Linked DNA regions of Homo sapiens: region 2 is linked to region 1. The links are chromatin contacts, found by Hi-C or POLR2A ChIA-PET in ENCODE. All regions are on one chromosome and are shown on one strand. The core of a region is the stretch at or near the end of the contact, and the rest is flanking DNA. Distances in the headings are between cores, read along the strand shown.

The links. Hi-C counts contacts between places; a loop is a spot of excess contacts on that map. ChIA-PET counts read pairs that join two places held with the same protein, here RNA polymerase II (POLR2A). Pooled maps may share reads with other maps.
Region 2: a loop to region 1 is called in a map of naive thymus-derived CD4-positive, alpha-beta T cell, with 7 times the contacts of the local background. The contact joins the enhancer-like site here to the promoter of IFIT5 in region 1. A Hi-C loop is called at or near these places in 1 of 168 maps with a recorded cell type or tissue (naive thymus-derived CD4-positive, alpha-beta T cell) and 4 of 50 pooled maps. POLR2A ChIA-PET finds 5 or more read pairs at or near these places in 3 of 52 experiments (A673, BJ and CD4-positive, alpha-beta T cell).

What each region holds. Positions count from the first base shown.
Region 1 is chr10:89,413,279-89,419,225 of GRCh38, reverse strand. IFIT5 (interferon induced protein with tetratricopeptide repeats 5) reads right to left here and starts at 4,658. Exons shown (of 2, transcript NM_012420.3): 1 at 4,423-4,658; 2 at 1-2,021. The coding sequence starts at 4,427. The coding sequence ends at 578. It also overlaps a transcript of LIPA not described here. RefSeq lists enhancers at 3,612-3,681, 3,782-3,881, 4,492-4,801.
Region 2 is chr10:89,835,469-89,841,764 of GRCh38, reverse strand. LINC00865 (long intergenic non-protein coding RNA 865) reads right to left here. Exons shown (of 4, transcript NR_038382.1): 4 at 904-4,547. It also overlaps the pseudogene MARK2P16. Among named protein-coding and RNA genes, the nearest start is that of LINC00865, 9.1 kb to the right of the region's middle. RefSeq lists a silencer at 3,830-3,889. Within about 2 kb of position 4,054, at least 21 of the 41 ENCODE cell types and tissues checked have a DNase peak (open chromatin) inside an H3K27ac peak, as active enhancers do.

The DNA.
Region 1 (5,947 bases), core at 3,409-5,908:
TCTAGTTTTTTCTTTATTGAAGTCACTAGAGATGACAAACTTTTTTATTATAAACTTTTTTCCAACAAAAAAGATATTTTAGGTGACTATTAGATTGATAGCTAAATATCCTCATCAAAGTCAAAACATCTGTAACTAAAAAGTGCTGTCTTTTGCAAGCTACACAATTAAGAGCTTAACTATCAATAATGTAATTTTGTACTCCTGGAAGAGTATTCCTGATCTAGGTATCAAAGGTTTACGTAGGAATATATTTACTATATAATATGAGAAATTCAAAGAGCAGAGATAAAAAGCACAGATCTAATGGCCATACCATTTTTAGAAGTTACAATAGCTAGAATATTGCTATTTCTCAATGGATTATAGTATTTTAATTAAAAAGAAAAAAAGAAAGAAAACCGCACAAGATTCATCATAATGCATATAAAGTATTTAGCACAATGCTTGGTACACAATAACTATTCAATAAATATTAGCTCTATAATAAACAAGGGATTAAAATAATAAAAAAAAAACAAACAGGAGAACCCAAAATGAAGGGAAAAACTTAGAGCTAATTTCCTAGAGTATGTATTTAAATGGAAAGTCGGAGCTCACAGAGAGCAGTCAGGAATTCTGCATTTTCTGGATCTATCTTTTGTGCCTTCTCATAGTACTCAGCAGCTTGCCTCTTTTCTCCTTCCAGCTTGTAAACAAACCCTAGGGCACTTAAACTCTGCACATCTAAAGCATTGTGACAAAGTCTCTTGGTAGACAATTTCTTCAGAGCACTTGTCAGTTTGGTGCGAAGGGGTGATCTGTCTTTGACCTTTAAGGCTTCTAAATAATGATGGATGGCAGTATTTTCTGATTTACGGTGAAATTCCTGAAAGCGGCCATAGTGGTAATGGATCTGATGTTTGTGATCATCGGTTATGTTCTCCAGACGAAGAGCTTTCCGGAAAATGTCCTCAGCATTGCTATACTGGCCTCCTTCAGCGTACATGTTGGCCAGGTCTGTGTAGGCAAATGCAAACATAGAGTCTCGTTCCATGGCTGCTTTGAAATGAAATATAGCAGATGAAATCAGCTCATCAACCTTTAGTTTATCCTTTCCTTTAGGTCTGTTGTGTGTGGCCTTCTTGATTTGGATCATTTGTGCCCTGTAGCAAAGTCCCATCTGGTGATGCAGGAAAGAAGAAGTTGGTGTCACCTCCAAGGCCTTTTTTAAAAGTTCGAGAGCTTTGTTCCAGGAATTTTTTCTCCTATAGAACTTGGCTGCATAACGAAGGACGTAAGGCTGGGATGATATTTGGTCCAGGATTTCTTCAATATACTTTTCCCCTTCAGCTTCTGCATGTACATCTTGAAGCTTCAGTGCCAGAAAAACCTTAATATAGCTGTTATCTGGGTTCAGGGTAACAGCCTTTCTCAAAGGCCCCAGAGAAAAGCTCTTTACAGACCCTTCTCTATCAGAATCATCCAGCCGATACACTGTGATAGCATAGCCGATGTTAAATTCTGGATTGTCAGGCTCCACTTCCAGAGCCTTCTCAAAAGCCGCTTTAGCCTTTTGATAATACTTTCCTCCAAATTTCAAGAGTGCCCAGCCTTTCTCACAGTCAGTCTCAGGACACTCCAACTTGTAGTTAGAAGGACTGGACAATTTCTTACAGACATTCCCTATCTTACCTGTATACTTCTGAGCTTCTTCAAGCTGGTCCATGTGATAATACACCCAGGCATAGTTTCCCCAAGTGACCAGGCTTCGTACTTCTTCTTTGTCTGAGTGTTCTTGCTGGATTATTTCTTCTGCTTGTTCCAAGCACTCAAGGGCGTCTTTATTTTGGCCTTTTAGGTGTTTCACATAGGCCAATAGGTTATAAAGAGCAAGTCTAGATTTTGTGGTAAGAAATTCAAGCTGTTGCCCAATTGTATCTTCTACCTCAAACAGATCAATGTCTTCCTTAAGTAAATTCCATGTAAAATGACATTCTAACTCCAACAGAATGGCCTTCAAGGTGTCCTTACGAATTTCACTGTCAAAGATAAAATACTTTTTAATTTTTGAAGAAATACAAGAAATAATTTTCTAAACCTTAAATATTGTTCTTTGCATAACAACTAATTTTATCCCTATTTGATCTTACAGTTAAAACATAAGTTTCCCATAACTTTATACTAGAGTTTCTTCTATATACAGTTATGTCCTAGAAATATTTCATTTAAATTCTCACTATTTATTGCAAAAACAGTTCTGGAGAGATGACAGAGCTTTCTGTATTACATGTATCTATTTCCTTTTGGCAATCACTAAACCATTGAAAATTAGGAATGAATATATACATATTCAATAATTAATATGAAAATTCCATTTTTGTATTATGAGTACTGATCCTGACTAGGAAACCTGGTAAAATTGCTCCTTGGTAATTGTTCCTTTCTCTAGTGTAATTGTACCAAAAATATGGGCAAGACATGCCATGTCCTTACAGCCTGCTTAAATCCACAACAACATGGCTTTACCAGCCCCCTGCCTAAAACAAACACCTGTTTTGAAGGTCTCTACCAGCCCAGCCCAAGGAGGATGAGGAGGGCTGCTCAGGTATTATGGATTTGGTTGTAAGATCTCAAAGGGACATTCAATCAGGTACTGACGTGGTTTGTCCAGGCTCTGGAATTTATGCACAACTGGACACCATGAGAATTTTTATTGTTTAAACTTTGTCTACTTAATTTTGTAACTTTGTCTTTGGGAAGCTAATAAGAGAGAAGCTATTGCATCAGAAGAGGTAACACGTATCTTTCGGTAATTCTGTTCTTCTGCTAGGAAGAAGCAGACTTTCATTGTCCTTGGGAGACAGTCCCCAATGGGGCTGAGCCCTTTTCCTCCCCATCCTGCATATATACGGTGCACGCCACCGTCTTTTTCTGTTTTTTGTTGTTGTTGTTGTTTTGTTGTTGTTGTTGTTGTCAAGCCCCTTCCTGATAGCACTCTCCTTTCTTACAAATGTTAGATGTGGCCAGGCGTTGTGGCTCACGCCTGTAATCCCAGCACTTTGGGAGGCTGAGGCGGGTGGACCACGAGGTCAGGAATTCGAGACCAGCCCGGTCAACATGGTGAAACCCGCGTCTCTACTAAAGATACAAAAAATTAGCCAGGCGTGGTGGCACACGCCTGTAATCCCAGCTACACGGGAAGCTGAGGCAGGGGAATGGCTTGAACCCGGGAGGCGGAGGTTGCAGTGAGCCGAGATGGAGCCATTACACTACAGCCTGGGTGACAGGGCGAGACTCCGTCTCAAAAATAAAGTTAGATGTGTGGGTGGCACTTAAACTTTTTTTTTAAACTTATAATGGGAATAATTAACATTTATTGTGCAAGTATTATGTGCTAAGCAGTCAACTGATAGGATTTATTACTGTCCTTTTCCACAGTCCCAAGAGATGGACACCATTAATTTTTACAAATAAGGAACAGACTCACAGAGTTTGAGAAACTTTGGGATCACTCAACTAGTAGGAGTTCAGTCCGGATTTAGAACAAGGGACTATCTGCTTTTAGAGCCCAAGACCTTAACATCTCATTCCTCAACTCATTAAATGCGGAAGGTTCACTAACCACGTGCAGGGCGGGGTGCTAGCCCCTGGGGATACAAAATGATCAAGAAAAGGACGCCATCATACTAAATCAGTAAAGGAAACAGATAAAGAAATCCTCATAAAACAGCGGATTGGGTGGGACGATAACAATCTGTGCTTGGTACAGAGGTAGCTCCTGGGAAGGGAAGAACTCAGACCCAGAAATCAGAAACGCAAACTGGCAGTGGCAGGCGAACCTGACGCCTGCAGGGCTGCGGCGAAACCGCGTATGCCACACCGAGGGAATGGCAGCTGGAAAGAGAGGCACGCGACAGGCCTAAGGAGACCCGTGGCACGTAGCAGCTGCCCCCGGAACAGCGCCTGGGGGCTCTGCAGGCGCTGACCAGTTTCCCGGAGGCGGCGGCCGCGGACCCAGCACGGTCACCGTCGCCGCTGCCGAGAAGAGCCGTCGGGTCGCGATGGGTGGACAGGCCTTCCGGGGGAGCGTCGCCCGGCACATACCCTGACAGTCCCGACCGCAGACGCCAGGGATGGGACAGGCTCCCGGGGAGCATCTCCTGTTCCTCCTCCCTGACCGGCCTTCTTAGGCGCTGGGGAGGGGCCGGACTCCCGAGAAGCGTCCACTCGGCCACCCTCCCCGGCAGGCCCGACTTCAGACGCCGCGCGCCGGGACAGAGCGCCCGGGGAGGGTCCCCAACGCAGATGCCCGGTTGCTGGGCGCGAGGGGCTCGGCCCCTGAAAAGGCCGCAGAACTGCGCTGGAAATGAATAAAAGCAGCCCGGTTTGAAACCAAGGCCGACGCAGGGCTTGGGAGGAGAGGCAAAGGAAAACCCTTACCTCATGATGGCAGCGCTCTGCAGGCCGTCCGGGCGGCGCAGTCCCTCGGATCGCTCTCTCCTCAGCACCGGGGACCGCGGGAAGCCGCGCGGTGGGCGTGCGCGTGCGCGTGCGCGCGCCAGGCCTCTGCAGCCCCTGGACTCGGCCGCGCGGCGTGTCTTTGTTAAAGGAGAGACCCCAGCCCCAGCAAGAACAGGAAACTGGAGATTGAATCAGATGCCGAGCGCTCAGAAACTGAAACTTAAGAAATCGAAACTAAACGTAAGCTTCAGAAACCGAAACTTAATAGAAGAGCTCAAGAGCCGCGGCCAGACGTTTGCGGAGTCCAGGGTCTTTCGGAGTTGAATTTGCAGCTGGGCTCCTTCACTTTGGTCTCGGCTTTTATCTGCCTCCCTGAGTACGCTGAGTTCGCATGCTGCCCGTGTAACTGTTTGTTTGTTTGTTTGTTTGTTTGAGATAGCGTCTCACTGTGTCACCCAGTCGTGATCTCAAGGGATGCGCCCGCCTCTGCCTCCCAAGGTGCTGGGATTACAGGCGGAAACTTAAGTCCCTGCTTCCACTCCAGTCTTTTGATTCAACAAGCAACACTGCAATGCTATACATCTATGCTGTTATTTCTGTTGGGTGTAAACTGAGAAATTTGGAGCTAAAATCTATATACATTTTAAGTTTTGACGGATATTGCCAAATAGCTTTAAAAATCCACTCTTACCCACAATTGTAGGAGACTGCTTCTCTTCCATACCTTCGCCAATGGTGCTTTGTAATAAGGACCCAATAAAGACAAGAGTGGTATTGGGGATCTAGGCAGAAAATGTCAAACACCCATACCTTAAACATTTTGTCCCCTTTGAATTCATTCAGCAAATATTGACAAACAACTGTAAGAGCCAGACTTTGTTCAAAGTACTGTCAATATAACAATAAAGAAAACAGACACGGGCCTTACCCTTATTGAGTTAATGTCTGTATTCAAAACCTCAATATCCTGTCCATAATTCATCTTTTGCATTGATTTTGGTTTTTTTTTTTTTTTTGAGACAGGGTCTCACTCTGTCACTCAGGTTGGAGTGCAGTGGTGAGATGACAGCTCACTGCAGCCTCAACCTTCATGGCTCAAGCGATCCTCCCACCTCAGCCTCCTGAGTGGCTGGGACTATATGCGTGCACCACTATGTCGGGCTAATTAATTTATTTTTTGTAGAGGCGGGGTTTTGCCATGTTGCCCAGGCTGGTCTCCAACACCTGGGCACAAATATTTTTCTAAACCTTAAATATTGTTCCGCCCATCGTGGCCTCCCAAAATGCTGGGATTACAGGCATGAGCCACTATGCTTGGCCTGATTTTGAATTTTTAAAAACATATTGCATTGAAATATTGTCTACCTTGATCACTGAGCTTCTGGCACCCCACCCCTCAAAACTTAGTGCCTGAAGCGAGTGCCTCATTTAAAGCAATCACTTCTAACAGTTGTACTGTCTTATACAGAAACTGCTGGTCACCTGTGGCTATTAAGAACCTGAT
Region 2 (6,296 bases), core at 2,805-5,304, 420 kb before region 1:
CTTATTAGTTGGAGCTAAACAATGGGCACATACGGACATAAAAGATGGAAATAATAGACACAGACTACAAAAGCAGGGAGAGTGAGAGAGGGGTGAAGGTTGAAAAATTCTCTATTTGAGTGGTGGGTGCATTAGAAGTCCAAACCCCACCATTATACAACATATCCATGTAATAAACACGCGCAGGTACCCCCTGAACCTAAAACAAAAATAATATAAAAAAATTTTAAGGCAAATTTAATAAGTAAAATATACAGTATTTTGAATGGTGATATTGCTATAGAAAAAAAAGCAACATGTACAACTTGTTTACACCTTTACTCAAACATGTTAACTGTAACAAGACGTCTTTGAGATAACTGGGAAATTTGAATATGGACTGGTCTTATACAGTACTATTGTTAGATATGATGATGGCATGGTGTCTGTGTTTAAAAAAGATATTTATCTATTAAAGGTGAATACTGAAGTATTTATGGATAAGATTGCAAAATGTTGATAATTATTGGTGTCGGATGATAGATACCCAAAGAAGGGCCTTTATACTAATATCCTATGTATTTATATTTCTAATTTTGTGTATGTGGACCGTGGAAAAGAACATTCCAGGCATAAGTTGGAGCTAGTGCAGAGCCCTGGAGTAGGAATATGGCTGGCATGTTCAAGGAATAAGAACTCTAGTAGCTAGAAAGGGACGATCCATGGGTAAAATAGCAGGAAGTGACATCAGAGAGTTAACAGGGATGAGGGAGGAGAGAGGAAATACAGGGACATATCAAATAAAGAATACTTAAAATATTTAAAGAATACCCATAAACCAATAAGAACAATACCAGCAACCCAACAGAAAAATGGGCAAAATACTGAATAGGCACAACACAGAAAAAAAATATGTCCAATAAGCATATTAAAAGGTGCTTTATTTCATTAGGCACTGGAAAATGCAAATTAAAACCACAATGCTATACCAGTACACACGTACAGACAGGCAGGCAATATTAGATATTCACATTGGTGGGTGGGTGAATTGGTACAAACTGCAATGTCTACTAAAACTAAAAATATGCATACCTTATAAGCCAGCAACTCTATTTCTAGGTATAAATAGCCAACAGAAAGCCAGGTATATGCTTACCAAAAGACCTGAATGTTTATAGCAACACTCTTCTTAGCATCCACAGTGAGAACTACCCAAATGCCCAAGAACAGTAAAATGGATAAACAAATTGTGTTACAGTCGTACAATGGGCATTTAGAATAAACAATATAGAAAAATCTCAGGAAAATATTGAGTGAAGGAAGCAGACACAAAGGATTCAATACTGTCTGATCCCATTTATGTGAAGTTAAAAAACAAGTGAAACTATGCTGTCAGAATATAGAATAGTGGTTATCACTGCAGAGAAGGTGACTGAAAAGGGGATTGGGAGGCTGGTGGGGGTGTGTAAAGGCCTGTTTCTTATTCTGGAGGCTAGTTAGATGAGTTCAATTTGTGAACAGTCACCAAGCTGTAGGTGGACAATTTGTGCACTTTTCTGTATCACGCTTTAATAAACCATGTTTAAAATCATATAGGGGCATCTTGGTTTCCTCCCCTGAGGTGCCAGTGACATATCCAGTACCTCGAAGTCCCCATCCCATGCTAAGTGAAACGTGCTTTCTCAACACACAGCTGCAATCTCTACATTTAAAGATACTGAAACTGATATAGCGGGTTCTCTGGCTCCTGGAAAAGATAAGTCTACTACAAAGAAACTAGGCAAAACTTTAAATAATATGATAACAGCTATCTTCCCCTAAATGTTATAGAGTTAATAATGTACCTTATTGTGACTTATACAATAGAACGTATTTGTATAGTATTGTAATGCCAGTTAAGTTGTAGCATCATTATGACACCAATCATTTACAATTTAAAGGAAAATAAAATATTTTAATTGATTATGGGCTCTTTAAAAGCCAAAAATTATTAAACCCTTCAAACTAGAAAAGACCACTGAAACATCCTACAGGTTTTAATTTCCAATAAAGTAAATACTGATAACTATAACCCACATAAAAAGCTCTTTGGGGTCCTCAATAATTAGTTTTAGAGTAAAAAGTTCTTGAGACCAAAATGTGAGAAAACCACGTGAATTAATCCCAGCCTTGTTATTAGATTTATTTCTTCCTATGCCCTCATAAGGAAGCATTGCTTTGGAATTCCAAGATGTATGTAATTCCCTGGCTTGGCTGAGGTTGCCAGTTCTAGTTCTTTATTCTTTTTACTCAATTTTTCCTTTCAGTTTGTTGCTTTTTCTTACTTTTTGTCCAGCATTGTGCTTTAATTCCATTATAGAGATCCATTCTTCAGGTGAACTATGCAAGTGATTTTCTTTTCAAGTGATTTGAACCAAGCGTCTTACCAGTTTTTCCCGAAATTAAGCTGACCTGGGACACCTTGACTCCAAGCCCAGCAGTAAGTCTCACATGCCACAGGGCCTCTCAGCCATCTCTGCTGAGAAGGGACCCTTACTGGCAGCTAGGATCCTTGAGACCATCGTCAAGGGCAACCTGGCTAAGGTAAGGTTGGCCTGGGACCTCTTAACTGGGAAAGCAGCAGCTGTGAAGTTCATTGATGAGACTCAGCAGATCTCCTCCAGACACCATCCACAAAGTAGGAACCATGAAGGCTCGGATCACCCCAACATAGTGAAACATTTGCTGTGATCGATATTGAGGAATCTCTTTGCTTTGTCATGAAGCACACTAGCCAGGAGGAGAAGTTTGTGAATACCTGCTCATGGCAGCAGGAAAGAAAAAAAAAGGACTGAAGCAAATTCTACCAAAAGTGTCTGCTGTGCAAGCTGTCACCAGAAACGTATTGTCCACAGAGATTTAAAGGCAGAAAACACGCTCTTGGATGTTAACACAAACATCAAGATTGCAAATTCTGGCTTCAGCAACAAATTCAGCTTTTACAAACTGGATACCTTCTGTGGCAGTCACCTCTGGTCAGCAGATCCCTGCTTTTGATGGACAGAATTTCAAGGAGCTGCAGGAGGGGAACTGAGTAGAATATATTCCCTTCTACATGTCCATTGAGTATAAAAACCTGCTCAAAAAATGTATCCTTCTCAATCCCAGCAAGAGAGGCCCTTCAGAGCACATTGTGATGGATCCATGAATGATTAGGAAGCATGAACAGGAACTTAAGCCCCGGACCTCCGCCATACTGAATCATGGCGTCCATGGGTTACGGACAGGAAAGATCCAGGACTCCCTGTGAAGTGTGATGAAGCAGCGATCGCCTACCTGCTTCTGGGTTCTAAGAGATCCGAACTGTAAGGTTACCCCATCACCTAAAACCCCCACTGTCAGCTGATCTGACCCACAGTGGTGCGCCTTCCCTATACCAGGGTCTCTGCCAGCCCCGAGCAGCAGCGTTTCAGCAACCTGCCTTTCCCATCTTTCACGGCCTCTCTAAGAAGACTCAGAGGAGCCACAAAGATCCTAAGCGGGATCAAGAGACAGAGCAGAAAGGCAGCACTGCGCCCGCCAGCCCCGTACTCGCCTGGAGGGGACGAACCCCGCCCCCTCTGTGAATAGCGACCTCTTACCAAAACCAAAAAAGAGCAGGAATTCCTCACTCGGGGCAAAAGCCAGTTTGGCCAGACCTCCACGCAGAACGACAACAGCAGCCCCACAGCGCTGGGCCTGGGGCCTCCTGGGTTCCTGCCTCTCACCCCCCGCCTTCGTCTCCCCGGCCACCAGCCCGGGAATCCCAGTCGGTCTCCTTGCAGCCCAACCAGGTCTCGGTGTCGTACCCCACGGAGAGCAGCTGGGGGGTGCCCGCCAGGTACAGCTCCCCAGAGTGCCCCTGATACCTCCCTTCCACCCGCGTCATCAGCGCAGGGGGCAGAGCAGAGCCCCCGATGGGACAAGGTACGCGCGGCCTGGCAGCCCGACAGGTGACGGCCCCGGAAATGCGGCCCAACCGGGTGACCCCAGCCTCTCCCTCAAACAAAGGCCGCAGACAGCAGGGGGCCGCCGGGAGCTTCTTCAGCAAGTTCAGGTTCAAGTTCACAAGCTGGACTCTTAGCTGCGGGTTTGCCCAAAGGAACCTGAAAGAACCTGAAAGCAAAGACGGGGGAGGACACTCCGACCTCACATGGGGGCAGCAGAGGCAGTGATTTAAAAATGGCTTTCCAGAGACCCAGCCGCGCTCCCTGCCCTTGAGGCGGAGGCTGGAGGTCGCGAGTCGGTGGAGCCCCGCTCGGTGCTGCGGAGACTGCAGTGGCGGCTGGGACCCGGAGCCGTGGGCGAGGCCGGCGCGAAGAACTAAGGGAGGACTCAGGCGACAACTCCAGCAGCCTCTCCACTTGGTCCCCCGAAGCGCCGGTCCAGAAGCTCCTCGGCCTCCACGAGCGTCGCCACCCAGGTCACCACGCCTGGGGGCCGAGAGGTTCAGCTGCTCGCACCCGGGCCCCGCATCTTGGTCCCGAGCGTCTTCCCCGGGCCTTCTCCCCTCTCTTGCCGGTCTCCGCCTTCCCTTCCGCCTTCCTGCGCTGCAAAATAAACAAAGACTAGTCTGAACAGAAGGAACAGGCGTTCAGAGCGCCAGCTCCCCCACCACCCCTCCGTTTCTCTTCCCACTGCTGCCCCTTAGTTGCGTGAGTCTGGGCTCCAGCGAGTTCACAGCAGCGACTGCTCCCACCCCACCCCGCTGTCTCTCCCCTCTGTTTTCCTGGCCTTCACTTCCGGACGGTGTCCCCCCTCCATGGGCGTGGGACAAGCAGAGCAAAGTGGCGCCCGTCTGCTAACTCCAGGCCGGCATGGGAGTGGATGGTTGTGGCCACTTGGATGGTGGTAGCCCCTTCATCTCTCAATTTATTTTTCTGCTGTTGCTGTTCTTGAGAAACTGAGGCGCAGACCAAGAGATCCCCCTCCCCCGGCTCTTCCTGTCTTCAGCTCAGAGGGGTCCAGGAGAAAATGACTTGGCTCTTGAAGCAGACAGGGGCTGGGGCACCCTAGCAAGTGGCTGGCCCCTCCCTGCCCAGCATCTCCTCTTGAACTTAGGTTCTCCTAGGGATCGAAGGCGTAATAAAGAGAATGCGATTTTTCGGAGGAAGCGGGTACCATGTATGGCCTTTAGGCTTCTATAAGGACTTTTACTCTGAGAGAATGAGGTTTTCACAGAGAATTGACATGATCTGATTATGTTTTAACAATATCCCTGTGTTTGATAAAGTGTTTACAGGGACAAGGACAGGAGTAGGCAGACCCTAGGAAATACGGCCATGGTCCAGGCGACATGATGGTGGCCTGGACCAGGCTTGTGGAAGCAAGTGTGGGCATAGGACCCTGTGGCTGGAGGCTGGTGCCTGCTGAATTCACTTTCTGAGGGCCCTCCAGTAGGACTCTCTCTGCCTCCCAGGCCCAGTATGGCCTTACTTCCAGTTCTGTGCCTCCCAGACTCCCTCTTCAGCTGATACCAGAAGATTCAGGTAGCAGAGGCCAAAGAGAGTAATATGAGATTTAAGTTAATAAATACATAACTAAAGGAGATGACATAGAGGAAGAGAAGGTCATCCATTCATCAGCTGCAAGCAACAGAAACCAACTCAGGTTAATTTCAATGGGAAAGGTGTTTGTGATAATGATATTGGGTGGATTACATTGCCAGCATGTATGAAGAGCCAGGTTCTATGAAACACAGGCTCACCAAGACATGACACAGCTCACCTAATGTTGACATCCCTACCAACACTAACAAGCAAAAGACTCTACAGCCTGCACCACCAACCCCTCCACTACTGCACTGTGACACTGCCTCTAGCTCTGCTGCCACAGCTGCACTAGGAATTCAGTCTGAATGGAGGCTCTCAGTCCCTGCTTCTTTGAGTTACTGGTTCCTGCTTCCATGGCTGAATCTGATTAGTGGAATGTACCTCACTTGGTCATGTCCTAGCTCCAAGGGAGTCTAGGCAAGCAAGAGTTTGGCATTTTCATCTCCCATTGGGTGAGGCAGTCTCTCCTCCACACTATGGCTAATAATGTTGAAAAAGATTCCAAACATACACTGGATTTTAGATGCTAAGCAGAGCTAAAAATTCACAAATGTCCATAAGAAAATGTAAATCAGATTGGGACCAGTGAATGTCCTATCTATAATATTACTAGACTGATTTCCTTCTGTGGCTGTGATCCACAGTACCAGAAGGAAATTATAAAAATATAAAAATGTTCCATTTTGTTTGTAAGTGATTTAGCCTTCTGAGAAAACTCAATGATTAATATTTATTTGGGTATTTGTT